3 separate regions of the Homo sapiens genome follow, and all the other regions are linked to region 1. A link is a contact called in ENCODE Hi-C or POLR2A ChIA-PET data. All regions are on one chromosome and are shown on one strand. Each heading gives the region's core, a stretch centred on a gene start or an enhancer-like site at or near the end of the contact. The rest is flanking DNA. Distances are from core to core; before and after follow the strand shown. Region 1 holds the start of SMAD4 (SMAD family member 4). Region 2 overlaps TCF4 (transcription factor 4). Region 3 overlaps POLI (DNA polymerase iota).

What was found. Hi-C counts contacts between places; a loop is a spot of excess contacts on that map. ChIA-PET counts read pairs that join two places held with the same protein, here RNA polymerase II (POLR2A). Pooled maps may share reads with other maps.
Region 2: a map of uterus shows a loop between it and region 1 (23-fold over the local background). The contact joins the enhancer-like site here to the promoter of SMAD4 in region 1. A Hi-C loop is called at or near these places in 1 of 168 maps with a recorded cell type or tissue (uterus) and 4 of 50 pooled maps. POLR2A ChIA-PET finds 5 or more read pairs at or near these places in 1 of 52 experiments (WTC11).
Region 3: a pooled map shows a loop between it and region 1 (4-fold over the local background). The contact joins the enhancer-like site here to the promoter of SMAD4 in region 1. A Hi-C loop is called at or near these places in 1 of 168 maps with a recorded cell type or tissue (naive thymus-derived CD4-positive, alpha-beta T cell) and 2 of 50 pooled maps. POLR2A ChIA-PET finds 5 or more read pairs at or near these places in 2 of 52 experiments (CD4-positive, alpha-beta T cell and activated T-cell).

The regions. Positions count from the first base shown.
Region 1 is chr18:51,028,541-51,032,284 of GRCh38, reverse strand. SMAD4 (SMAD family member 4) reads right to left here and starts at 2,072. Exons shown (of 12, transcript NM_005359.6): 1 at 1,662-2,072. LOC107985152 (a long non-coding RNA gene) reads left to right here and starts at 2,191. Exons shown (of 4, transcript XR_007066370.1): 1 at 2,191-2,367. RefSeq lists a silencer at 1,458-2,037 and enhancers at 1,843-2,461, 2,318-2,487.
Region 2 is chr18:55,326,184-55,329,927 of GRCh38, reverse strand. The region is part of intron 8 of TCF4 (transcription factor 4); the gene reads left to right. Among named protein-coding and RNA genes, the nearest start is that of TCF4-AS1, 120 kb to the left of the region's middle. Within about 2 kb of position 1,585, at least 3 of the 41 ENCODE cell types and tissues checked have a DNase peak (open chromatin) inside an H3K27ac peak, as active enhancers do.
Region 3 is chr18:54,283,242-54,286,985 of GRCh38, reverse strand. POLI (DNA polymerase iota) reads right to left here. Exons shown (of 10, transcript NM_007195.3): 7 at 2,973-3,064. Among named protein-coding and RNA genes, the nearest start is that of POLI, 16 kb to the right of the region's middle. RefSeq lists an enhancer at 1,587-1,776. Within about 2 kb of position 1,810, at least 4 of the 41 ENCODE cell types and tissues checked have a DNase peak (open chromatin) inside an H3K27ac peak, as active enhancers do.

The DNA.
Region 1 (3,744 bases), core at 823-3,322:
TAAAAAAAACGAAGATGCAATACTTCTTTAAAACTCGCCCAAAAACCTGGAAAGCAAAGAAAAAGCCACTTCTATTAATAGAGTCACAAAATGTTATAACGACTTTTATCAAAAGAAGCTTTTAGTTTTAATTCCAACAACTTAAACCTACATAATTCACCATCGTCTTTAGACCTAAAGCTACTCCGAATTACAAATGCTTGGTCCATCTCTATTACATTTGTTCTGTAACAAACCCATTTAAGTAAACAAAATCATGACAGCATTATGGAAGAAACACTAATTTTAAAAACCGTATTTTTAAATGTTAATCATTTTACAGTTTGGAATATTATGTACTAATCATATCAGAACTTTCCAATATAGAGAGAGTAAGTCCTTAGCATTAAAAAAAAGTTACATTTTAGAACTTCCTAGATTTCAACTGAAATATATATTATCTAGTCTCTGCAGGGTATGGCAAAAGTAATTTATGAAATCCACCATAAAAATTATTCAAATGCCTTGTTCTAAATCTAATTACGAAATTACGCATTTTTTTTTTTTTGATACTAAATGGTTTTTGCCAGCAAAAAGGAGTGAACCTACTTCTTAAAACACCCGAGTAACCAAGCTGCTACTAAGACTAGAAGGATGCTAATTCTGGCAAAAGTCAAAGGTTACTAACAAAAATTAGCTAAGATTATATGTTTGCAGAAAGTCAATTCAGGGTAATTCCGCTATTATCCTGTTGTGTTTATTATTCCTAAATAACTGGCAATTCCACCTTAAACTACGGTGCAAAAACTAAATGCATTAAGAAACTAATTGGGAAATAAATGTGTTTTTTTAAATAAAAACAAACGTACTTAGGTTTTTGAAGGGAAACAGCTATCAATCTTCAACAGGGCTTTTTAAAGCCTCTGCACCAGCAAATAAACCTTTCAGGTTAACTAAACACACTTGTGTCTTTGAAAATCTAGTTTGAGAAATCCTAACAGCAGTTTGGGACAAGTGATGGAGCCACCGCCCTCCACCCTACACCAATTTCACTGTCAGTACATGCAGTGCTAACAGTAAGATCAGCTGTGTCTTTTATTAGGAAGCATGTTTTATTGGGGGCAAGGAGGGGTTCAGTTAGGTGCTAAGAATGTGTCCTGCATACCGCTGTCACTCTCAGTACTCAAAAAGTAAACATATCAAAGCCAGAAGCGTAAACTGGCATGACAAGACTAGGAAGAGAAAGTAGGGGACAAAGACAAAACAGAAATTGGCTGGAGAAAATAAATTTAGACAAACAATTTACAACTTTCACTTAGACCCTAAGGCAACACATTCCAGCCGACCCAACGCGCTCAGCCGGGGCGACCGTGAAACTACTGAGAACAACAAAGAGGAGCGGCGGCCGCGGCAGGAGTCCCGTCCGAGTTTAACTTGATTCTCCCACGAGCTGCAAGCGGAGCTGGGGGCCCGAGGGACGCGAGGCACCGCCGCCCGGCATTCAGCCGGCCCGCCCGGCCCGGCTCGTCAGGCCGCCGCGGTCGCCCTCCCAGAGGATTCCGCGCGCTCCCAGCCGCCGCCGCCGCCGCCGCCGTCGTCGGGAGCCCGCCCCGGGGCGGGGAAGCCACAGGCGGGGTGCGCGGGCCCGGCCGGGGGAAGGGGAGGGGACATGGCGCGGTTACCTGGGCTCGGGCGGTGGCGAGGGGAGTCCGCTCTCCCGCGCTGCTGGTCCGCGGACGCACCGGGCCCGTAGCTTTCCCCGGCGGCCCGGAGAGCTCCTCGGCCCCCGCCCCGAGGCGTCCCGGCCAGGCCGCCCCTCCTCAGCGCCGCGCCGCTGCCCGCGCGGGCCGGACCGCCTCGAGCTCCCGGGCCGCCCTGCGGCGGGGGGCCTCTCTCGCTGGGCGCCTGGCTCCCCTCACCCGCTCCCACCCCCTGGGCGGCCGCGGAGCCTAGGGGAGAGCAGGAAGGGCCTCCCGAGGAGAGCGGGAAGGCGCGAACGCAGGCTCCGCCACCCAAACCGCTCCGTTACCGCAGCGGCGACGACGACCAGGGCCGTGTTGTTGCTGCCAACTTGTCGAGAAGCCACTGAGCATGCGCGCGCGGGGACCACATCCGGGTAATTTCAGGGTTTGGCCCTTTTCCCCCGCAGCTTTCCTTTCTCCCGGCTGCCCCCGCCTCCCGCTCCGAGTGACGGGGAGGGTCGCTCTGCGCAGGCGCCTACAGGGCAGCGCCAGCCGGCGGGCGGCTCTGAATCTGGACCTGGGCCTGGGCCTCAGCGCGGGCGGAGGCGAAGGCCTGTTTGAGGGAGTGGTCGCCGGGGAAATTGGCATCTCGTTGCAAAAAAGTATCCAAGGAGCGCGGGAGAGCTCGGCGTAGAGTGGGCGTCCAGTAAGTGTTTATAAATAGCTATTAGCCCGGCCTTTGTTGTTTTTTTGTTTTGTTCTGTGTTGAGGACCTGCGTAGGCACAAAAATTGGCCTTCAACAGCCAGTCGACAGCTCTGGGGAGAAGGTGGCTAGGTTGTAGGAGTTCACTTCGGGAAGAAACAGACGCTGGCGGCACCTTCCTTCTCTTTCTGGCAGCCCCGAATCACGAGCCCCAGAGGTGTTTACACTCGAGAGACGCACAGGACAGTCAAGGAATCACATATTGAAGAGCCTTGCCAGGCGTTGCAAGTGTGAGTGGATTTTGTTGGAAGAGATGTAGGCGCACTCTCGGAGCTGGAGGCGAACTTCGAATCCTACGACACACCTGTTAACTAGGTTACCTGTTTGTTTGGTGGGGGAAGGCATAGGCTCTGCTTTTGACTTTATGCCTCTTTTATTTCACATTTTTTACAAGACGCATGCATTTCTTTTTCATTTAAAACGCATTAATGATTTATTTTCACCAACCAGGAACTACTTTTAGTCCCTCCAAAACCAATGATTAGCCAGTTCTAAAGTCATTTCTTAGGTCACGTCGCCCAGAAAATCTCTACACCCACCGTACGCCTTCGCCACTCATACTCAGTGCTTCATTCTATCCTCCACATCACCGCCTGGGCCATTCCCTCTTTGACCAGAAAGCCCCTAAAGCTCCAAACTGGTGTTCTCTTACCCCTGGGGTTTATGGAGACCAGTTTTAAGGGAATTCATTTCCACATCTTCCATTGCTATATATTCTATTTTCTAAACTTGCCCAGCTTGAGAAAGGAGCTGAGGACACAGCATCCCCTTTCAAAACTGTCCTCCCACCTTACAGAAGAAAGTCAAAATTCTCACCCACTACTAAGGTGCATGGGATCAATGCAGAACCTCCCCAGCAATCCAAAAGGGACAATTCAAAAATCGGTATCTATGCTGAGAAAGTAAATGACCTTAGTGAATGGATATTAAATTATTTTTCAAGTCAGATAGTTTTCAAATCTTTTCTGTCAACAAAACTGAAGGAAGATCTGTCAGCTGATAGATTACAAAACATGATTTGGTAACAGATCAATATGTGAATCTTAGGTAATATACCTCAGAAGAAGTTTTTAAGAAATTGAGACATTGTTATAACTAAACTTCTTCTATTCCGTCTGTATTAGTTACCTATTGCTGTATAACAATCTCACCACAAATATAGAAGCCTAAAACAACAAACATTTATGATCTTACAGATTCTCTGAGTCAGGATTCCAGGCATGGCTTAGCTGGGTCCTCTACAAAGTGAGGCTGGAACAAAGGATCTGCTTCCAAGTTCATGTGGTTGTTGGCACCATTCAGTTCCTTGCAGGCTACAG
Region 2 (3,744 bases), core at 336-2,835, 4.3 Mb before region 1:
GACCTGTTTGTCCTTTTGACTCATATTTAGAAATGCTAAAGTTGTTTTATGTTCAAAATGCATTTGATAATCATGCCTGAAGAGGTCAAAGTGCTGACATTGTTGAAAACAAATACCCCTGTCAAACAAATAGAGACAATTTTCATGTCTTTGGTTGGTAAGCACCATAATTTGGCCTTTGGCATTGCTGTCAGTAAAGCTAGTTGATGACTTTTACATCAATTTTTGGCCCAACCATAAATGAAGGAAATAAGACCAATACTGCCACAGTACTTTTTCTCACTCATCACCCATACCTGATTCAGCTGGGTTAATGTTAAAAGCCAAAATTTATCAATATCAATTTTTTTCCCAAATCATTCTTATTTTAGTACTGTTTATGCTCAATAAAAGTTTATGAATTTCTTTCACTGTTATTTAATGAAAACCCAGAATTTTTTAAAATTGCACATTATCTCTTTAAAAAAAGTCTTTTAGATTACTCGTGGGATTTACTCTAAGTTGTTGTCTTTTAATAGAAGATGATGCAAAACTTGTCTCACCTGTTCCTTCCTGGTCGTGTCTGTGTTTATGTGTGGGGTGGGTATATAAGTGCTTTTGATTAACAGAATGAAGAGAGTGCTTATTTTGAAAACTCAGTCGTTAAAATTCAAGTTTATTTTGAGTTAAAGAACACCATATTTAGATTAGGAATGGACCAATGACCTGCTTAAGCTTTAGGCTATCGATTGGCCTTGAGGGAACTTAGATCTGCTAAACACGAACTTGAAAAGGCACTTCAGTGATGGATGTACGTTGGATGCTCTCACTGTATGGTCATTCACTTGCATTTTAAAATTTATGTTTTGTTTTTCCTTTATACCTACTCTTTTCATTCCGTTTGTCAGAGGTGGCCATTTAAAGTATTTGACAATTGTTTGTTCTCTGCCTAGCAAGTTGTCCTATTGCTCCATGATGTGAAAGAACAAAGGTAATCAACAGTTAGAAACCTCAGGAAATTGCTAGAATCTTCACCCCCAAAGAGGGTTAATAAACCCTAGATAATTAGTTCATTTAGAATGAAAACCATTTTCATTGTAATAATCACATTTCCCCTCTGATTATCGAGCAATGCATTGGGAAGCCTGATATTTATTCACAAATTTTTTAAAATTGAGAACATCCTGTGCTGAGATTCCAGTCAGCTTCATCCATCCATTTTTTGTTAAAAGTTTCTCAACTATCATCCTTCATCCAGACAAATAAACATAACCAGGATTTCCCCTCTAACTTTTTGGGAATTCATTTACACGTGTACCATTTTGAGGGAAAAAAACAATTGTCCTCGAATTTCATTTGACTCAGGTGATTGTGGTAAGCTCGCTAACCAGCTTCATCTAGGAAGTGCAGCAATCTGAGTCAACTTCCTCCATCTCTGTTTTTACATTGTCCAGTGTGATGCTTCCTCATTGTACCAAAATAGAAATGGTTTGTTTTTGTATCAAACTTGGAGACTGGCTATGGATTACACTGGGTTAGGATAAGGGTTTGTTATTTTTTTTTTTTTAAGAACATTCCACTTATCCCAAGGGAAAAAGATTGACGGCCTGGGGAAAAATAAGAGGCATAATGAAGTCTTTTCTCCTTAAATAAAAATCACATCTAGTCTTCAGATGTGTCAATTGCACTATGTTTGCCTAATTTCATTTAATATTTGAGAGATTTAGTAGTAAATTTATGACTTTTGCAGTTACTTTGCAAAAAATTGAGGAAGGAAGAAGTGAATTTCACTTTGAGTCAAATGTGTAGGTTCCAGTGTAATTAAACCTAAAAATCTATATATTCTGGTCTTGCTACTTGGTATTACACTTTGCCATATCACATAATGCTATTAGCTACATTTTACCTTGTTTGCAGGGTGATGCCATTTTGTATCTCTGGTTTGTTGAATTTCCTAGAAGATGTTATGTTCATGTAGATAATGGCATACTCATTGAATTCTTTACCTCAGACATGAAAATATGTGGAAAAGTGGGGAAATGAATCTGATCAGATTTCACTGTATACTGAAATTTGAGAATCTGGTTTTTGCATCTATTTTGCATGCTGCTGTCTCTCCAAACCATATATGTCTGTGTGAGTTTTTATAATGCCACATAAAGCAAAATGAGAAGTCTCTTCTTTCTTCTAAAGGGAAATAGTGCCACAGAAAGGTAGAAGTCAAATATTTACTTATGGATCAAAAATCTAGTTAAAAAACAACCCATTGCTTACCTTAGTAATCAATGTGAATTACTTTATAATCAATATGAATACAAGCTATCTGACCAGTCACTCAGAAAATAAATATTTGATCATGTGATAAACCATTTGAATGTCTACATATGAACCCAGGCCATATAAAAATAACCAATTCAAGATAACATAGGAAGTCACTAAAAAAGACACAAATAAAATTAGATTTCACAGTTTACGCTGATATTTTGATACTTTTCTGTGATAAAAGCATCTTCCAAACTAAATGTGTCCATATTTGAACCATGTAAATAGTTAAAAGTATTTTACCTGAGAATATCTAAATGATGCCAAGAAAATAAGTTCATGCCACTAAAAAGATTGAGATGATTTGTGCTTTATCTGACTTCTTGGTGTAATATGGATTTACTTCAGATAAGTATATTTTCTACTTATCCGATAAGTGTGTTTATCTGAGATAAATATTTTCTCCAGATACGTGTGTATATTGAAAAAAAATTTAAAATAATTAGGATCCCAATTGAAAAAGTAAAAATCTTAATTGCTTAATAAGAAAACAGTTATTTCATAGTCTTAAGATTTCAATACAAAGAAATATGGGAATATACACGTAAGAGGTTTGTTGGTGTTCATTATTAAATTGCAAGGCTGTCTCAAGTTATTGTCATCAGAATAAATTCTGTGTGTGTGTGTCTGTCTGTCTGCGTCCTCCTGTTAGTAATTAGATCTTTTATGAAGTTGTACTCATACCTATTAGGGATTTTTGTCATTGCAGTTTTAAGTTGAATATGACACATGGATCCTTTGTTGGGTCTAAGCTATCACCATTTATTACAATTTTTTATAACATTCCATATATATGCATCTACTAACTAAACATCAGCCTTAATTTAGCTTATGAATTAAATTTTTTGTTAGGAGTGACTCCTGCTGGAGAGCAAAAAATACCAATTAGTTTAGCTTCTAAATAAACTATACTCCTTTTTTCAATGGACAAGGGTAACCTCCTATTCCTTGGCTTGGCAACATTTACTATTCCTCTAAGTTTAAAGATGAGAACATAGATTTGAGTACTAACACATCAGCAGAAATTATATTTTTAAGTACATACATAATTCTCAGGCCAGTCGTGTTTGGTGCTCCAAAAAGATTTGTGATTGAATATCTTTGCTCCATTGGGAAGAGTTTAGCATGGTGCTGTATTTTTATAATTCTTTTTTCCATTTTAGCAGACTTCACCTAAGTCTATTTTAGGTGGAGATTTTTTTTTTTTTTTTTTTTTTTTTTTTTTGCTGCTGCTCTTTAAGGCACTCTTGCATAGAGGAAACAGCAGAGGAGACACAAGGAAATGCACTCTCCTTTATAACATGCTGCTGATTCTCTGAACTAGGTGTCCTCTCATTTAAGCCTCAAAAGAAGCTGTGTATTAACTAGATGAAGGAACTAACACTCAAACCTGTGATACAGCTTGGCCAGAGTCACACTGCTGGGGAGCAGCAAGGTTACTCA
Region 3 (3,744 bases), core at 561-3,060, 3.3 Mb before region 1:
AGATCCAAAACAAAACTAAAAGCAACCAATTTTTTTTTTTTTGAGATGGAGTCTCACTCTGTTGCCCAGGCTGGAATGTGGTGGCACAATCTCAGCTCACTGCAACCTTCACCTCCCAGGTTCAAGCAATTCTCCTGCCTCAGCCTCCTGAGTAGCTGGGACTACAGGCATGTGTGACCACACCTGGCTAATTTTTGTATTTTTAGTAGAGAGGTGGTTTTGCCATGTTGGCCAGGCTGGTCTCGAACTCCTGACCTCAGGTGATCCCCCCACCTCAGCCTCCCAAAATGCTGGGATTACAGACGTAAGCCAACACACCTAACCAAAAGGCAACAAATTAAAATCAGCAGGAAATTTAAGAAACTGAATCATTCACTGACAAAAGCAAATAAGTGAAAAATAACAAAAGAACTTTTTTCAAACTTTTTTCTTACGAGATTACCAAAAAAAAGATTTTTTTTTACAAAATGACATTACTTTTGTTAAAGAGTAATCACTATTACCATTATATGATAGCTTATTAGAGCAATATCTTAAAAGAGCATATACTATATTTAGTATATAATTAATATACAATATGAGTACATGCATTTTTTAGAAGAGTTTCATGCAAATGTCTTGGTTTTGGTGTTGAAACAAAGGTTTTAGTGATATGACAAATTCACTTAAGTAGTACTGGAAAAAATGTCATTAAAGGATAACATTTCCCTTTTTATACACATGGCAATGCATATAAAACCAAATCTCAAACATAAAATGCAAGTATTGCACATTGTTAAACACACTCAACTTGAAGATTCTGATCTGAAAAAAATAGTTCTGGGCCAGGCACGGTGCCTCGTACCTGTAATCCCAACACTTTGGGAAGTTGAGGTGGGAGGATCACTTGAGCCCAGGAGTTCAAGACCAGCCTGGGCAACATAGCAAGACCTCATCTACAAAAATTTAAAAATTAGCTAGGCTTGATGGCAGGTGCCTTCCCAGCTATTCTGGCGGTTGAGGTGGGAGGATTGCTTGAGCCCAGGAGGCTGAGGCTGCAGTGAGCCCTAACTGCACTACTGCCATCCAGCCTGGGTGACAGAGCAAGACCCTATCGCAAAAACATAAAAAATTAAATAGTTCTGTAGTAAATAATTTTTTCTATCTCTTACTGCTTTGTGACAAAACTTCTCGATGGCTGCTTAACTAGGATAAAATACCTTAAATGGTTACTAGTTTAAATATCTTCCAGTTAAACGTGTTATATTAATTATGCAATTCAAAGAGTATGATATGCTAATTAAGACACATTAGAAAAAGGCTGTATCGTAAGCAATCTTAAACTAGTGCCTAGAGGATGGATTAAAAATAATACGGTTTTACATTTCTTACATACCTATAGTATTAATCATAACATACTCTAGAGAAAACAAAACTAATTATACACAAATACACACACACACACACACACACACACACACACACTCCTGTAATTTTTTTTTTTGCAAGTCACTTAGATGGTGTTATAATTCAGTCACTGAAATAAGGGCCCGTGGTGTGGGAGAAAAGGAGCCGGGAAGCAGAGATACAGACAAATGGTTAATTTCACAGGTTTTGTATGTCACAGGTTTAGAGCACCTGGTCTCACTTCTGGGTTGACTCTTCAAATAAGAGAACCTGTAAAACTTATACTTCTTGTGGTTTTTCTATGTGAAGAACTGTCTCCAAAGGTTAGGCATTTCAGGGTAGTCTTCTATTTAGCTGAAGCAAATGACCCAGTTTCACTAGCATACTCGCAGGCCCAGCCTGAGTCATATCACGGGAGGCCAGTCATACAGCCAGCCCCAGCTGCATGCAGCCAACAATGAGCTGCATGGCTCTGCTCAAGACATTTGAGTGCCACATTGCACACGACAGCAAAGTTGGAGGAAATTTCACTTCTTCAGTTTTCTCAGACTTAGAACCAACCAAAAACCATTTTCTCTAAATACAGTTAGTCCTCCTAGAATCATTAGAGAAGCACACCTACTCTAAACTGTTAGAGCCCTGAAACCACAATTTGAGAAATTTCTAACAAGAAGAGGAGAAACAAAGAAATGGGACGAAAACAGATAATACTCATCTGTGGAATATGGAATATTGAGAAATACATGTATAATGACAAGGAGCACCACAAAATTAAATTTCCTTTTCAGTTTATCTTGTACTACTCATATATTTATAACCCCAGTTGATACTCTTTACATACAGATCAGAAACCCTGCACACACCTGCAGTCACTCACCCTACTCACACACAGCGCCAGCTAGCCATTCTTTCCTTCGACTCCATTTTATTTTACAGTCTGAGGCAAAAGAGATACAAGGGTTCTTCTGCTTCTTCCATCACTGTTACTTTAATAATTTCCTATCCTCAACAATCACAAATTTATATAGTTGTTCCTGTATCAGGAGTTTTAGAATTATGACAGTATTATTCCTCTTTGCATTTTTTTCTTCTTAATGAAATGCAAGTAACTATTAGCAGAGGCACAGATAAATGGTTAATTTCACGGGTTTTGTATTTCGCATGTATTTGTATTTAGCATGGTACTAACTTAATGAAATGCAACTAACTATTAGGTTGAGGGCAGAGGCTTTGCAATTGCCACAGGGAAAAATTAAAACTTCTTCTTCTCACCTGAAGACCAGAATAAGTCTAGAAATGTTAGAAATATCCATAAAACCCCTTTAGGTAACTATCTGCAGCTTTAGATCCATAGCATAACCACAGTGTTAACAGAATTAAGACCAATGAATTCAATTTAGGTAAGACCCCCTATTACCATCTTTACAACAGTTTATAAAGCAGAGAAATCCCATGATAAATTATTTTTACATTGTTTAGTCTCCAGATAATCTGTCAGTTCCAAGATGGAACATCAAATATTCTTTCCACATACCGTATATAGAATGAATACATAGGATGACTTGGCAAAATGGATTGAAAATCACCTGTTTAAAAGACTAGCAAGTAGTTCTTCAATCTTATTTTTAGCTTCAACTTCAGATGAACATTTTTTAAATGAATCTTCTTCACTAAAGGACTATCAAAGAAGCATAAATAAGGATTAGCACAAACTCAAATAACTATATCTAATTATTATCAGTGTACAGTCAAATAAATATTCAATACATTCTTCACTAACTTACCTCTTGTCCTTAGTTTGAGCCATTTAGTTCACTTTTATATTAACAGTTTTTTATCTGCAAGCTATTGTACTCACTAGAAAGTTAATATAAAATATTACTGTATTAACAGTTAATATAAAACAGTTAATATAAAATAATTCAAAGTTATGAAAACTCTAAAGCTCTAGTACCAACTCCAAGCTTTATTGTATGATTATGGCAAGAGTTCTTAATCACCTAGGACTTGAATCTAAGTTTATCCTTGGACAAGTTATTTAACCTTTCTAAAGTACGGTATCCTCATCTTGAGAGAGAGAGAATGGAAGGAAGGAAGGAAAGAAGAGAAGTAAGAAGGAATGGACAAACAACAGTACTACCTACCTTGATGCTTTGTTGTGAAGATTAAATGGACTAACATATTTAAAGCACTCAGTAAAGTGCTTGTCCCATAGCAAAAAAATCAGTCAATGTTAACTGGGTGATTATACCTTTCCCATTTGCTAAATCACTGGACTACTCTGAAAACAAGATTTTTAACAGATTAAAATATTTTGCCTCATATATGCATTATAGGCTATTAAAATTAAGTTGCACT